Regions from separate parts of the Mus musculus genome. Here region 1 is linked to region 2. The links are chromatin loops, found by intact Hi-C in ENCODE. Cell type or tissue: gastrocnemius. All regions are shown on one strand. Region 1 overlaps Capn7 (calpain 7). Region 2 overlaps Pbrm1 (polybromo 1).

Region 1 (2,500 bases), 330 kb before region 2:
AATTCAAATCTGTCCTCTTGGTCTTACTCTACAACTACCCAAGGTCAAGTCACCAGCATTTCTCAAATAAAACTGCCTCATTTGGGGCTGTAATAAATGCTTAGAAGAAACCAATGCTCTTAAAAAGACAAAATCAGACCATGTCATTTTACCTCTGTTCCCTTTTTGATGCTTTATAAACCTTGGCACATTTTAGAAATTAAGTTCTGATGATTATGTACAAAAGTATATAAGCCTAAATTTTAAGAGTTTCAAAATTAAAACGTTTTACATATACATCAACCTAAATACCCAGTATGCTTTGCTGGGTTTTGTTAGTCTACCAGCATAATTATAATTGATTTCTGCATGCCATCTACATAAGCCTTTCCTCTCCAGCTCAGTGTCTGAGAATGCGGCAGCATGTGCTCAGCAGGGCTTACCTGGGTAGTAAACCTTCTTGCCATCAGTCTTGTACACAACCATTGTGATAAACTCACGGTTATTTGCGAAGTCATCCTAAAATCACAGAGAATCCACAGTGGTTAGGAAAACGGACTCAAGATGTTCTCTATTCTAAGTGTTTAGAAAACTAATTTTCAAGAGCACCTCAGCTATTTAGTTCTACAGAAGCCATATTTTTCTGAATAAATGACTACTATGTAAATGATTAAGATTATAATTAGCCTTTCTACAATCAAAACTAATGACCTACTTTTCAAATCTCTTCCAGAATATAGTAATCTTAGTAAGTTTTAAAGAATGTATCAACCTTCATGTTCTCATTGAAAAGCAAGCTCCTCCTTTAGAGAATCTGAATAAGACTTCAGTATCTAATTATAAAATAAGGAAATTTACCCTGGGACCAAATAAAGCCCTCTCCAATCCACTGGACCAGTAAAAAAATAAAAATAAGACAAAATCTAAAATATAAATAAAATAAAATCTACCTAATGATACTCATTTACTTGAGAAAACATTTTCAGAGCACTTATATAAATGGAAATGAATAGTGATAAAATTATGGACCTAACAGTTAATTATATTTGAAAGAATTTCTGAATTGTGGGTGTGTTATTAGAAGGATATCTGTACCTTGTCTGTTATGTGTCTACTAAGCAAAACCCAAACTGCAGCACCCCCTTGTGGACACTGCACCTCCAATTTGTACTGGGGGTTGTTGGCCAGGCTATAAGCATCTTTCACAGGTCCTTGTTTAGCATCCCAAGTACTAAAAATAAACAAAAAGACATCAATGGTTAAATTTCTCATGCAGGTAAACATTTTAAAAATAAATATTTTTGATATTTTTTAATTTTAGAAGTATGAATGTTTGGCCTATGTATGTTTGCTTGGTGCCTACAGAGTTCAGAAGAGGGCATCAGATCCCCCAGAATTATTTGCACATGGCTGCCAGTCACTTTGTGGGTGCTGGGAACTGAACCTGGGTTCTCTGCAGGAACAAGAACTTTTAACTGTTCAGCCATCTCTCCTGTTCATGGCTAACCTTTTAAATACTACTTTAGATAGTGATGTGTTTCAAATGCAATTAAGCTATCAGGATTGTTTATTTATTATTTATTATTATTGATTGATTGATTGAGATAGGGCTTCTCTGTGTAGCCCTGGCTGTTCTAAAACTCACTCTGTAGACCAAATTGACCCTGAACCCAGAAATCTGCCTGCCTCTGCCTCCCAAGAGCTGCGATTAAAGGCGTGCACATAACAGCTATCAGGATTTTTGTTTTATCCTTTAAAAAGTTTTTGGTGTAATAAAGTAGTAAAAAAAAAAATGGCTACTGGCAATGACCAAAAGAGGGGTTGATGATCCTCCTGATTTGGTCACTATTTGAGAATTGTGATGTGGGGAACAGGCACTGCAAAGGCAGCTTGTGGTTAAGAGCATGTACTGCTGCTGCAGATAGATAACCACAGCTCAGTTCCCAGCACCCACCCTGGGCGGCTTACAATTGTCTATAACTCCAGCTCCAGAGCACCCAACGCCCTCTTCTAGTCTCCCAGACACCTGTACTCATGGACAAAGCCCCATTCCTATCTCCACATAATTTTTAAAAAATTTTAAATCTTTCAAATGTAGAGAATATTATAAAGCATAGTCTAAAATGTATAAAAACTTACCTGTGAATGCAAGTTGATTCTTTAAAAAGAGCTGGATTCCAACTCAAATAAACTACATCATAATACTGGCAAAGATCATCCCAGGAAATCCAAAATATTCCTAAAAATTAAATGTCTTTGTTAATCTAAAAGGAATTAGCAATAAACAACTTAAGCAAGCTGGAAGAAGTTCAATGGTTAAGAGTACCTGGCTACTCTTCAAAGGGCCCAGATTCTCTCCCAGCACCCACATGATGACTAGCAATGTTTTCTAATTTAAGTTTTAGGGATCCACCTCTAAGGGCACCAAGAACACACAGAGTGCAAGATATGCATGTAGGCAAACACCTATATACATCAAATAAAATAAAAATAAAATAAAAGAGGCTGTTGAGACTGTCTA
Region 2 (2,500 bases):
AGACAGGGTTTCTCTGTGTAGCCCTGGCTGTCCTGGAACTCACTCTGTAGAACAGGCTGGCCTTGAACTCAGAAATCCACCTGCCTCAAGTGCTGGGATTAAAGGCATGCGCCACCACTACCCAGCAACACTGTCCCTTTAATCTTACTTACAACTAATAAATAACTCTTCAAGCATTTAAAATTAAATATTTAATTCGTTTGTCACTGAGCACATCACTTACCACTTTGGAAGGCAGTTTCTGAAAAAGTTCACTGATGAGCCGTCCTGATGGATTTGTGGCTACAACTATGGCTTCAAGAAGCTGCTCCAGGATCTCCTTCAGATAACCTGGAGAAGACTAGACGGCAAAGAGGTGAAGAAAGAAAAGCAAATCCATAAATAAGTGCCAACTATTAAATAGTTTTTAAGATTATAGCGCTAACTCAAAAGAACAACTACTTAGCAGTATTTATCCTAAGTTCAAGTTTCAAGAGCACCTTGATTGTTAACTGAGAACTACATTAATTTAGTGAAGCTCTTGTAGTATTTCTGTAATTAAATCTCTTAGATCAGGTTCTATAATGAATCTTAATTTTGTAATAAATACTATAAAATATCATATATGTAAATGTAGAAATCTATATCCCTTTGGGATCTGAGCAACTGAGCCATATATAAATACTTATGTATGTATATGTGCATGCACACACACACTTCGCTATATCAATTCTTTTTTTTTTTTTTTTTTTTTAGATTTATTTATTGATTATATATAAGTACACTGTAGCTGTCTTCAGACACTCCAGAAGAGGGAGTCAGATCTCGTTAGGGATGGTTGTGAGCCACCATGTGGTTGCTGGGATTTGAACTCTGGACCTTCGGAAGAGCAGTCGGGTGCTCTTACCCACTGAGCCATCTCACCAGCCCATATCAATTCTTCATAGCTCTTCAAATTAAATAAAAACTAAATAGAGATTAAGTACACTCATATACAACATTTCTGTTCTTCAGACCTAGCAACTTGAGTTTAGTCGCACCTAGTTAAGTCACTATTCTGATACACAGAATTATGTGCCCCAAACAGTACTTGATCAAAGAAGCCCCATGTCTGTAGAAATCTCTACACTGAGTAACAAGATTGTCTCAAACTAATATTTATAGTAAATAGTACTTCACTTTCAACTCATACTTCTGTGCAAAAGAAAGTAAGATTAACGGTTACTTAGGACTTGAATTACATATGCCCTGGTATTTCCACATTTATTTAATGACGTCTCAAGCTGTAAAGCCCACGCTTCTTCCCAGCCCAGCCCCAGTGCTGAGAGACATTCACAGGCAACACTGATTAGGATGCACGAACACATTTATTCCAGGAGTTGATAAACTATAAGAAAGTTATTCTTAAGTTTCAAGATTAGACATTTAGCTCAGTTGGTAATGTGTCTGCCTAAATACAAGAAGCCCTAAGTTTGATCCCAAGGACCCCATACACTGTACTTGTAAGATTTAGAGGCAGTGAAGGGGGGCAAGATATGATAATAGGAGGCTGAAGATAATCAAAATATGTTATGTAAATCGATGCTAGTAAGAATGAGAAATATTTTATTTAAACTAGAAGTCAGGCAGTGATGGTCTGTATATGAGTGGCACTATTAGGAGGTGTAGCCTTGTTGGAATAGGTGTGTCATTGTGAGCATGGGCTTTAATACCCTCGCCCTAGCTGCCAGGAAGTCAGTATTCTGCTAGCAGCTTTAAGATAAAGATGTAGAACTCTCAGCTCCTCCTGAACCATGCCTGCCTGGATGCTGCCATTTTCCCACCTTGATGAAAATGGATTGAACCTCTGAACCTATAAGCTAGACCCAATTAAATGTTATCCTTGTAAGAGTTGCCTTAGTCATGGTGTCTGTTCACAGTAGTAAAACCCTAAGACACAGTCTATATAAGACAATTTAAATCATATGATAATATATCCTAGAGGGTTTTAAAAACTATCTTTGAAAAATCATATATACATAGACGTACAATAAAGTAAAATATTCTATATTCTTTTTTTAATTCATTTTTTTAAAATTATTTTTATTTTATGTACATTGATGTTTTCTGCCTTCAAGTATGTCTGTGCGAAGGCTTTAGATCTTGGAGTTACAGTTGTAGCCCACTATGTAGGTGCAGGGAACTGAGTCTGGAAGTAGTCAGTACTCTTAACCTCTTAAGCCATCCCACTAGCTCCTAAATAATCTATATTCTAACTAAGATTTTATAGCAAAGCAAAATAAAATATAAAAATTTTATCTTAAATAAAAACTAGGTGCTTGAAAGTGCCTTCCTCTTTGGAAAAAAAAGGCTTGCAGCTATAAAAGAATCTTAAGAGACATAAATATGAATATGTAAGATGTCTCTATTTTTCATCAATTATGCAAATGAAATAAATGGATAAAGATAGGCAAGCCCTGTGTTGGGAAGAGTTTCAGCAGGAAAGGTTGAGAAATGAGAGAAGGTAATGGGGACAACCTAA

What was found. Hi-C counts contacts between places; a loop is a spot of excess contacts. Peaks named below come from ENCODE experiments on the same cell type or tissue, not always from the same donor. Only the 100,000 strongest peaks of a DNase experiment are listed, where the experiment ranks them.
Region 1: it touches region 2 in a loop (2.5-fold over the local background); 3 of 42 quality-filtered maps call a loop at or near these places.

The regions. Positions count from the first base shown.
Region 1 is chr14:31,364,166-31,366,665 of GRCm38, reverse strand. It overlaps Capn7 (calpain 7), which reads right to left. Exons shown (of 21, transcript NM_009796.3): 14 at 2,119-2,218; 15 at 1,075-1,210; 16 at 423-498. Among named protein-coding and RNA genes, the nearest start is that of Capn7, 29 kb to the right of the region's middle. In gastrocnemius, no CTCF peak of the experiment used is centred here; a DNase peak (open chromatin) is centred at 1,120.
Region 2 is chr14:31,033,783-31,036,282 of GRCm38, reverse strand. Pbrm1 (polybromo 1) reads right to left here. Exons shown (of 33, transcript NM_001081251.1): 7 at 224-340. Among named protein-coding and RNA genes, the nearest start is that of Pbrm1, 16 kb to the right of the region's middle. In gastrocnemius, no CTCF peak of the experiment used is centred here; no DNase peak of the experiment used is centred here.